Regions from separate parts of the Homo sapiens genome. Here regions 2 and 3 are each linked to region 1. A link is a contact called in ENCODE Hi-C or POLR2A ChIA-PET data. All regions are on one chromosome and are shown on one strand. The core of a region is the stretch at or near the end of the contact, and the rest is flanking DNA. Distances in the headings are between cores, read along the strand shown.

What was found. Hi-C counts contacts between places; a loop is a spot of excess contacts on that map. ChIA-PET counts read pairs that join two places held with the same protein, here RNA polymerase II (POLR2A). Pooled maps may share reads with other maps.
Region 2: a loop to region 1 is called in a map of gastrocnemius medialis, with 3 times the contacts of the local background. The contact joins the enhancer-like site here to the promoter of CAP2 in region 1. A Hi-C loop is called at or near these places in 3 of 168 maps with a recorded cell type or tissue (IMR-90, gastrocnemius medialis and mammary epithelial cell) and 6 of 50 pooled maps. POLR2A ChIA-PET finds 5 or more read pairs at or near these places in 1 of 52 experiments (AG04450).
Region 3: a pooled map of gastrocnemius medialis shows a loop between it and region 1 (2.2-fold over the local background). The contact joins the enhancer-like site here to the promoter of CAP2 in region 1. A Hi-C loop is called at or near these places in 2 of 168 maps with a recorded cell type or tissue (gastrocnemius medialis and psoas muscle) and 1 of 50 pooled maps. POLR2A ChIA-PET finds 5 or more read pairs at or near these places in 1 of 52 experiments (GM12878).

The regions. Positions count from the first base shown.
Region 1 is chr6:17,391,858-17,395,559 of GRCh38, reverse strand. It overlaps CAP2 (cyclase associated actin cytoskeleton regulatory protein 2), which reads right to left and starts at 1,965. Exons shown (of 13, transcript NM_006366.3): 1 at 1,814-1,965.
Region 2 is chr6:17,165,754-17,169,455 of GRCh38, reverse strand. No RefSeq gene overlaps it. Among named protein-coding and RNA genes, the nearest start is that of STMND1, 66 kb to the right of the region's middle. Within about 2 kb of position 1,940, at least 3 of the 41 ENCODE cell types and tissues checked have a DNase peak (open chromatin) inside an H3K27ac peak, as active enhancers do; they include gastrocnemius medialis, where a contact is called at or near this core.
Region 3 is chr6:17,200,963-17,204,664 of GRCh38, reverse strand. No RefSeq gene overlaps it. Among named protein-coding and RNA genes, the nearest start is that of RBM24, 79 kb to the left of the region's middle. Within about 2 kb of position 1,829, at least 4 of the 41 ENCODE cell types and tissues checked have a DNase peak (open chromatin) inside an H3K27ac peak, as active enhancers do; they include gastrocnemius medialis, where a contact is called at or near this core.

The DNA.
Region 1 (3,702 bases), core at 716-3,215:
GGCTCCTCTCCAGATTCTAGCACAGAATCAATCAGTGGGAGTAGCAAACTACTACTAGAAGGACAAATCCATTCCCTTCTCTCTTACTTTTGTGTTTTCTGCTCCTCCCTCAAGCTAAGAATAGTTTTTACATTTTTTAATGCCTGGAAAAAAACAGAAGAATATTTTGTTACTGGTGAAAAGTTCAAGGTTCAATGTCTGTAAATAAAGTAAAACACAAACATACCATTCCTTTAGGTATTGTCTTTAGCTGCTTTCAAACTATAACTGTGGAACTGAGTAGTTGCTAAGGAGACCATATGGCCTGCAAAACCTACATGTTTACTATCTAGCTCTTAACTCAAAGGTTTACCAAACCCTACCCTGTATCAACAAATTAAATTACTTCTCACATTAACGATGGGGAACAAAAACTTACTTCCTACTAGCAAAGACCACCTTGATAATCACCTTCCTGATTTCTCATAGTCAACTTCTTTTTCTCTTTATCCTTAAGAAGTATTTATATGACACTTTGATTGTAATGTTATTAAGAATTTTTTAAATTTCGGGATTCATGGAGAAGTCGCCTTTCCTTGCAAAATATGCAGTATATTCAAGAAGTCATGCTCCATCTACACTTAAGGTACTGAATTAACTATTTCACACACTTTTATTGTCTATCCATTACATGCTGTGAGCCAAATACTGTTTGGTGCCGTAGGAACTACCAAACAACCCATCCTTGCTTTCAAGAGGCTTGCAGTCTAATTAGACTCTAGTAACTATAAATCCAATTCTCTAAAGTTCACTCTACCGTTGTAATTTTACACTAAGTGGGCTTAGATAGTTTACCAAGAATTCTAAGGAACATAGCTTCAATGAAATCTACAGAAGCAGTAAGGAAATAGGAGTACTCAGTAAACTACAGTGCTCAAGTCCCAGAAGCTTCTGCATTTCCATAACTATAAAACCAAAGGTCCTAGATGTTTTTACCAAGTGTTCATCTCCACTCTGGCTGTTTGGACCTAGTCCCGGTTCAACTTCCTAAATGCAGTCACCCATACATACTCATTTTTAAGAATGCATCCATTCAAATATTGCTACAACTTGCAGCGAACACCACTCTGATGAGAATAAAGAAAAGGCCATCTGCAGGTTGATTTTTGGCCCTAAAAGTGATGATACGGCGGCTACTTCCACGAACACCCCTCTACCCAAAGCAGTCAGAGAGCCAGCGGCGGGTGCCGTTTTTCCGAGCCGTTCCCCCAGTCTCAGTTGCCTCTGCATTTTTTAGAAGTGACTCATCGCCTCAAGTCAGGTTCTGCAGAGGGGAAGCCAGGTCTGTTTCTTTCCAGCACTTTCTGATCGAGGTGGCTCTGGTCAGAGCCGGCGCAATGACTCCCACCCCCACCCCCCTGGAAGACTCACAGCCCGGTGGACGAGACCCCCCAAAGTTAGAGCGGCCGGGCGGGCGGCGGCGCTGGGGTGGGGAGGCCGCGGCCGCCCGCCAACCCCGGGCAGCTCCTGCCCGCACCCCGCCTTCCGAGCGGCCAGGACGCCGGAGCTGGGGAGGCGGGGGCAGGGCGCGCCGCTCCGCTGACCCAGATGGGAGTCCGCCCGCGCCCGCGCCCCGCGCCCGGGTCGCCGCGCCCCGGCCCCCGCGCCCGCGCCGCCTTTATTCCCCTCGCGCTGCTGCCACAGCCGCAGCGTCCCGGCCGCTTCCCTACCCCACCCATCGGGCTCAACTTGCCAGCGCCCGCCGCCAGGCGCCCCCCGCACCTGCACCCCGACCCCTCCCCGCCTCGCCGGGCCCCGACCGCTGCAGGATTACCTGCTTCGCTGCCCTGGGGTCCCGTCCTCGGCAATGCAAATCCGTGGTCGGCCACTCGTACCCTCCTCCCGCGGCCCTCCCCTTCTCCTCCCCTCTCCCTCCTCCCAGCTGAATAGGAGCCGGTGTCAGTCACGCTGCTCCAGGGGAGAGTCGCCGGCAGCTTCCGGAGCTCCAAATACAGACGAGCTGAGGGGGGAGAGGGAGAGCAAAGCCACGCGGGTGGGGAGTGGAAATAAAGGGGAGCAGAGAGGAGAAGGGGGTGGAGGAAAGGAGGGGCAGATGGGCCGTGGGAGAAAAGACAGGGAGATGGGGAAGGCAGAGCCAGGGAACGCCAGCCTGCCTGCCAAGCGCCAGGCTATGCGAGAAATGGATTCAGTGCATGAGGCAGTATTGCAAAGAAGTCTGGAAAGATCCGGAGGCTCCTGGCTGAAGGAGGCACAGATAGGTTGGATACCCGAAGATCTGTGCAGAGAAATGGGTAATGGATCCTTAGGAATCAAGAGACGGCATGTGTGTCCCCAGACCCAATATGAGGATAAAGGCTCTGGGAGGAGAAGGAGCTAGACAGCTAATGCTTTAGCGAGACATCAAGACTGAGTGCACTCATAGTGCGTGTGATGACATTTTTAAAAAGTATTTTATAAACAGCAACTTTTTAAATGTCCTGATTATTTAAAAATTAAAGTAACCAAACCCACTTGGCTTCTTAAGATGTGCAGCATATTTGTGGCCACTTCCCCTTTATATATTGATTATAATTGCAAAATTGGAGGCTTTTCTCTTAACGTCATTAGAAGGAAAGCATTGATTTTCAATTTTCATCAAAGTTTATTTCAGTCTAAAAAAGTGACTTGAAGCTCTTTATTGAATGAATGCCAGGAAAATAATTGCAGAAAAGAGAAAAAAAGAGGGGAAATGTAACTGATATCTTCTGAAAGTAAAATCTCCAAACAATAAATATGAGATGAATTTCTTAAAGGCCAATATTCTCTGTCGATGTTAAAATTGCACATAAGTTGGTTCTGTACATTATAAGGCTTATTCTGACCCCATAGGTCAGCACTTATACAAAGGTCATTCCAATTACACATTGCTCTCTGCTGACAGTAATGAGGTGCAGTGAGTCTTTGCTTCCCTTTGTCTGGAAAGAAGGGAAACAAAATGACATAAACATTGATCAATGAGTGCGTACATTGCATAAAGCCAGAGCCAGCACCCTCCCTATCCTGTGGATACCTTGCATATGGCGGGCATTCAATATGTTTGTATTAAATAATGAATGAATGGATGGATGGATGAAGTATGTATGCATTTAGAACATTTGTGTTCCAGAAATGCAGAAAAAATATATATCCATAAGAATCAATGTGTGCAGGATCACAGGGAAGTTCCAAGCATCCATTCATATGACTTTTTTTTAGCACTAACTTCAACAAACATTAGCACAGTATTTCCTTAGCTACATCTGTTTTTTATTGGAGTATAAAGTATTATGGAGTCTAAGAGTGGATGAGCCACAAATCCTGTCTTTAGGTTGATAATATAGTAGGAAGATGTGAAGAGTATAAAAATAACCACAGTTCTAGGAATGTCGTAAAAAACATTCTAAAAGAAGTATGAACAAATTTCCATGGATGTTCAGAAGAAAGGAAGGTTGCTTCTAGACTGGGGATTAGAGAACACTTTCTGATGGACATGAAAGTTGAGTCTTCATGCGGAAATGAGACATTAAGAGTGGATTGTGGAGGAAAAACCCTCAAGATGATGGGCAGGGACAAAAGTGGAGAGGTAATAAAGGATGGCATGTATGAAGGACAGTCTGTGAGTTTAGCTGGATTGGAGGGCTGTGGAAGCCAGGTATGGAAGGAAGGTTAGGCCCTGGCTGGTAG
Region 2 (3,702 bases), core at 691-3,190, 230 kb after region 1:
GACACGCTTCTGAGCTCAACTGTCTTTTTTTTGAATACAGTATATGATTCTAGCTGAGGACTCAACCACCAGGCCCAGGGCCAGCGATGATCCTATTTCCGTTAGGAAGAGTCAGGAACACTTTGCCTTTAATCCTGTCTCAGATAACATTCAAATGCTTTAACCCATAAAAATAAATTCAATTCTTTGAGGTCTAATGTGTGTCTGTGTGTTTATATATAGACGATTGGAGCTATATTTCATTATTGGCCTTAGTAGAAAAAGCAAGGGCTAAATGTCTGTAAGATGAAGCCTATAAAGCCGTTTTACTCATTTATTTATTTTCACTTTTTTTTTTTTTTTTTTTAGAGACAGGGTCAGTCTTGCTCTGTGACCCAGGCTGGAGTGCAGTAGCGTGATCATAGCTCACTGCAGCCTCAAACTCCTGGACTCAAGCCATTTCCCACTTTAACTTCTCTGTAGCTAGGACTACAGGGGTGCACCACCATGCCTGGCTAATTTTTATTTTTAATTTTAGTAGAGACAGGGCCCCCTTGTGTTGCCCAGGCTGGTCTCAAACTCCCAGACTCAAGCAATCCTCCCGCCTCCACCTCCCAAAGCGCTGGGATTTACAGGCATGAGCCACGGCACCCAGCTTCATTTTAAAACCTATAATTATCTTGATAATTTGGGGGGAAATGCATTAAGATTCAGTAAAATAATGAGATAGATTTTTAAAATTCTAAAGACAGTATTTGGATTTATAATTATAAATACCATTCAAGCAGGCCTAACATTCTCAATTAGCAAAACGTAAGAAAACAATTTCTGATGCTTTTGATCCAGATCTTGAATGAAGAGACTTGTCTTCCACAGAATGGGGCTTGGGTTTGTCAGAAGAGATGTTGTAGGGACATTGACTATGGCAAAGCCCATAATTTACGAATTTGTCCAAAGCACCACGTGGTGAATAGGTAAATACTGCTCCAGTACCCCCAGGGAGAAATAATGCAATGAGTTAAATTTCTTAAGAGAAGTCAAGCGAAAACCCTTTTTATCTCTAGTTTTTAAATGGTTTTTCTAATCTGCATGCATATATATATATATATATATATATATATATATATATATATATTTTGTGCCTTAGTAAATATAGCATAGTGAACATAAGCAACCATTTCTTAGGCAAGCCAGAATCTGAAAGTGTTTTAAGGTCATCCTTTAAAAAAAATCAGCGCCCGTATGTGGAAAATCAACCTTGTAGGTTAGTAGTGGCTGAAAGTTCAGAGATATTCACAAACTCAGCGTTTGTTACCTGTGTGTTTTTAACAAGTCTCTGTTTTTATATAGCTTACCCCTTAATGATAAAAACTGCGTGCACAAAAATTTCCTTAAGTTGATGGTACTGGTTGATCAAGTTATAGTTAATAAAAGTAAATGTATACATATATTTATTTAAATAACTATATTTTACTTTTTATAAATATATGTACTATTTAATTATAAATATATATGTTTATATACTTATTTATTTATGATTACTCCCTTTTATAACATTCAGAGTGTGCTTTGTCATTCAAACCTTTTTCTGTCCCCACCACGGGGGTTGTGAGCTGCCCGAGGGCAGCAGTGAACTTGCACAGGGCTTTGTATCCTGAATGCCTAGTTGGGTGCTCCTTATGACTGTGGATTTAAAGCTGTGGTTCTCAACCTTGGCTGCACCTTGGAATCCTCAATCGAGCTTTCACAAACACTGATGCCAAGAAAGCTGGTTTAATTGGTGTATAGAAAGTTCTGGGTATTGGGAATTTTAAGAGTTCCCCAGATGATTCTAATATGCAATCAATGTCGGGAACCACGGATTTCAGGAATCAAGTATCCAGCCGCAGAAGTGGCAGCATCACCTCTCTGAGACGCCAGAGGGCAGACAGGCAGCCAGAAGAAGGCAGTGGGTAACACAAAGGCACTTCTGGATTGGCCTGAAACCACATGGGACGTGCTCACTCCCAGCAGAGCGGCCTGGTGTGATAATAGTGTCATGGGAATTTTTCTGGCCTGCTAGTCACAGGTAGTTGAGATGTGTGAAAGGAAGTGTTTGAAGGTATTAGAAAGCTTCAGAACTTAACTTCTTCTCTGCCATTGGTTTCCAAACTATCACATAAATAATTCACAAAAAGAGACATAAATGAATAAGGAATATATGGAAAATGTTTAGCTTTAGTAGTAATCATTTCAGTGCAAATCAACATTAAAATTATTTTAATGATATTGAGGGTTCACAGGGATAGAGTGAAATTGGTCTTCAATTGACAGAATCCATTGGGCAGCATGGATCAAGAACTATAAAAATGTTCTTATCCTTTGACTCCATAATTCCTTTCTGAGAGTCTATTATAAGGAAACAATTCACAATATGGGAAAACCTACTTGGAAAAAGATGTTCATCATGGTTATTGCTAACAGTGCAATATCAGAAGCAGTCAAAGTATTAAACAACATGAGAAAAATTAAAAAAAATTATATATATATATATATATATATATATATATACACACACATACATATATACACGTATTTTGAGACAGAGTCTTGCTCTGTCACCCAGGCTGGAAGTGCAGTGGTGCATTCTTGGCTCACTGCAACCTCTGCCTCCCAGACTCAAGCAATCCTCCTGCCTTAGCCTCCCAAGTAACTGGAACTACAGGTGTGTGCCACCATGCCTGGCTAATTTTTGTATCTTTTATGTACAGATGGGGTTTCTCCATGCTGCCCAGGCTGATCTTGAACTCCTGGGCTCCAGTGATCCGCCTGCCTCAGCCTCCCAAAGTGTTGGGATTACAGGCATGAGCCATCACACCCAGCCTAAAAATATACATTATATCCATTGGGTGGAATATTATGCAGCAATTATGACAATAGATAGAAATGAAAATTGTGTTATTCACAGAAATGTTTATGCTCATTATGATACAGTGCTGTTTGTAAACTATTACTTCAATTGGGTTTTTGAAAAGGCCACTTGAGATATCTTCAATCCCAAAGTACTCCTCTCCTGGAAGGAATGCTGTTACGGTGCACCACACATTTGCTTTCTTTTTTTTTTTTTTTTTTTTGAGACGGAGTCTCGCTCTGTCGCCCAGGCTGGAGTGCAGTGGCGGGATCTCGGCTCACTGCAAGCTCCGCCTCCCGGGTTCACGCCATTCTCCTGCCTCAGCCTCCCAAGTAGCTGGGACTACAGGCGCCCGCCACTACGCCCGGCTAATTTTTTGTATTTTTTTAAGTAGAGACGGGGTTTCACCGTTTTAGCCGGGATGGTCTCGATCTCCTGACCTCGTGATCCGCCCGCCTCGGCCTCCCAAAGTGCTGGGATTACAGGCGTGAGCCACCGCGCCCGGCCCACACATTTGCTTTCTATGTTGGCTGGCCTCTCATAGCTTCAGGTCTTTCATCTAAAGCACCTATCCTTGGAAATAGCTGCTGGTCCTTTTCATCAGAGGTTGCCATGGGTACAGACATTTTTTCTTTTTTAACTAACTATCTTGCACGCCTTTAAAGAGCCAGATATCAATGAGAGGGAAAGGCAATTAAATACAGTGAAAATTCTTTCTGTATATTGCACACAGGAGAAATGAGAAGCCCATTCCATTCATCTTTTAGGTGATCTATTCCTGGGGTTTCATCCCCTTAATTTGAGATTTCTGGATGTTCTTAAAGAGCCTTGCT
Region 3 (3,702 bases), core at 580-3,079, 190 kb after region 1:
GTAAGCAGCACAATACTTGCTTCCAAATTAATGGAGATGCACAATGGGGAAGATGAGGGTGAGTAAGAAGATGAAGACTCCTTAGGCTGACAGGGCCTCTGCTTTTTGGTCTTTTGTGGATGTGGAAGGAGAGTTAATTTGACTTTCAAAAAAATTATACTTTAGGCCGGGCGCGGTGGCTCACGCCTGTAATCCCAGCACTTTGGGAGGCCGAGGCGGGCGCATCACGAGGTCAGGAGATCAAGACCATCCTGGCTAACACGGTGAAACCCCATCTCTACTAAAAAATACAAAAAATTAGCCAGGCGTGGTGGCAGGAGCCTGTAGTCCCAGCTACTAAGGAGGCTGAGGCAGGAGAATGGCGTGAACCTAGGAGGCAGAGCTTGCAGTGAGTGGAGATCGCACCACTGTACTCCAGCCTGGACTACAGAGCGAGACTCAGTTACAAGAAAAACAAAACAAAACATCAAATGGAAGCAGTGTCAACAACCATTCCATCATTTAGCTAGGAATAATCTCCATTGCTCAGCTATGGTGAATATTGCAAAAGAGGGCATAATTACCTCTGAGATAAGCTGCCGAATCCATTGTTCTACAAGAAGTCATAAATGTAGTTGTTAGTCATCACAAAAATATTTTAAAATAGTACTTAAGGCTGGGCGCGGTGGCTCACGCCCGTAATCCCAGCACTCTGGGAGGCCCAGGCAGGTGGATCACGAGGTCGGGAGATCGAGACCATCCTGGCTAACATGGTGAAACCCTGTCTCTACTAAAAAAATACAAAAAATTAGCCGGGCGTGGTGGTGGGCGCCTGTAGTCCCAGCTACTCAGGAGGCTGAGGCAGGAAAATGGCATGAACCCAGGAGGCGAAGCTCACAGTGAGCCGAGATCGCGCCACTGCACTCCAGCCCGGGCGACAGAGCAAGACTCTGTCTCAAAAAAAAAAAATAAAAAAAAATTAAACTTTAGGCTGGGCGCAGTGGCTCATGCCTGTAATCCCAGCACTTTGGGATGCTGAGGAAGGTGGATCACCTGAGGTTGGGAGTTTGAGACCAGACTGGCCAACCTGGAGAAACCCTGTCTCTACTAAAAATAGAAAAATTAGGTGTGGTGGCGTATGCCTGTAATCCCAGCTACTTGGGAGGCTGAGGAAGGAGAATCTCTTGAACCCAGGAGGCGGAGGCTGCAGTGAGCCGAGATCGCGCTATTGCACTCCAGCCTGGGCAACAAAAGCGAGACTCCGTCTCAAAAAAAAAAATTACAGTTTAGAATAGTTTTATACTCCACCTGTGGCATCTCCTCAAAAGCCTCAATTCCTTGAGCAATGTGGTATACCATAAATGTGGATTATATGGTATACAGCAGGTACCATAGATGTTGATTCCTTAGAATTAGTGGTATATGCATGTGCGTGCACATACACACACACACACACAGAGCCTCTGTCACTCTTGAGATTGTCCTAATTCATTAAGACACATGAATTGAGTGACTATTGTGTATAAGGCCCTGCCTTAGATAGGCCCTGCAGATACAAAGTCATACAAACATGATTCTGTATCTCAAGGGTACCAAGAAATAAATCTATAATTATTTTCAAATACATTGAGTGAAATGATTGGTGCCTTTGAAGATGGCCTGTTTCAGATTTTAAAAGAGCGTAACTCTATCACTCATTAAGAGCTATTAGCAGCCCCCCTCTCCTTTCTTAAACATTTTCTTCTTTCTTTCAGGCTTGGCCTTTAGAGAGTCAAAATTATGTTCTCTAAAACAGCCTTCTCAGTCATGCTCCAGGGTGGCTCCCTTGTTATTTTTATGATATTGACTCAAGGAAGCACAGGCTTTGAGAGCTGGAAGGAACGTTGGATACATATCCCTTTCCCTGTGTTCTCTTTGAAACACGTGTCATGTTACTTTCCATTTCGTTATATATATTGTGCAGCTGTTCAAGTTCTGCAAGTGGGGAAGGTCATTGATATAAATAGGCACCTCACCAAATGAGGAGTGTGCTCCCGGGACCTTTGGAAGAGAAGGACCTCATCCTGTGAGTGCTGCCATTGTTAGGAAGACGGAGATTTCCTGTTCCCCCTCGATCCCTAGGCATTACAAATGGAAAGCGTGAAAAGAATTACAGAAATTGAGGGGAGGCAGAGGACCCTGAGAAGCGAATTCCTTTGTCAAGTTATGTCCTGAGACTGGTTTGATGTCTCCAAGGTTCAAGTTCTTGGAAATGGCTCAGAAAAATGTTTTTAATAAGCAAATTGCCTTGGGGGAGAATACAGGCATGTCTCTCAACATGATTAACTTACTTTAGAAACACAGAAAAACATAATCCAAGGTGTTAATCACATTTCATGAGGTCAGAATATCATCAGAGGTCTGGAGCATAATTTAATCAGGTTGACTGAATAAAGTTAAGGTTTTACCAGGTGCAGTGGCTCATGCCTGTAATCCCAGCACTTTGGGAGGAGGTGGGAGGCCAGGAGTTCGAGACTAGCCTGGGCAACATAGCTGGACTCCATCTCCACAAAAAATAAGTAAAATTAAGGTTGGTATTAACTTTACCTACATTTGTAATACCATACATTTTAGAAATATTGACTGATTTGTTTACTCCAGCATATCTTCCATTTAATGTATAAATGACAGGAATAACCCTCAATTTTTGGATGCCAGAAACAGGACGATTCACAAGGGAAAGCAACAGCATATCTGACCATATAACAACAAAGAACTTATATTTATTCAACAAATTTGAATGAACTTCCACTTTGTGACCATCTCTGCACTCAGTGCTCAAAGCCTTGCTAGTCTTCATCATTCCATCTGTGTTGAAAAACTAAAGAAAAACAGAAGTAGGCCAGGTGTGGTGACTCACGCCTGTAATCCCATTACTTTCGGAGGCCAAGATGGGTGAACTGTATCTGGAATTGGTGGATTCTTGGTTTATGTTGACCTCAAGAATGAAGCTGCACACCCTGGTGGTGTCACAGTTCTTAAACATGGTGTGCCTAGAGTTTGTTCCTTCGGCTGTTCAGATGTGTCCAGAGTTTCTTCCTTCTGGTGGGTTCGTGGTCTCACTGACTTCAGGAATGAAACTGCAGACCTTCAGCATTGAGTGTTACAGCTCTCAAATGCAGCATGTCTGGAGTTGTTCCTACCTTCTACTGGGTTTGTGGTCTTGCAGGCCTCAGAAGTGAGGCTGCAAACCTTTGCAATGAGTGTTACAGTTCATAAAGGTGGCAGAATTGTTCATCCCTCCCAGTGGGTTCACAGTCTTGCTGGCTCTAGAAGTGAAGCTGCTGACTTTCCCTGTGAGTGTTACAGTTCATGAAGGAAATACGAATGGAAACTGAGCAACAACAAGATTCATTGTAAAAAGCAAAACAACAAACCTACCACGGCACGGAAGGGAACTACAGTACGTTGTTACTGTTGGGGCTGGTGGCTTGCTTTTATTCCCTTATCTGGCCCCACCCACATCCTGCTGATTGGTCCATTTGACAGAGAGCTGATTGGTCCATTTTGACAGAGTGCTGATTGGTGAGTTTACAAACCTTTAGCTAGACACAGAGTGCTGATTGGTGCATTTACAATCCTTTAGCTAGACACAAAAGTTCTCCAAGTCCCCGCCCCATTAGCTAGACACAGAGTGCTGATGGGTGCATTTACAATTTTTTAGCGAGACAGAAAAGTTCTCCA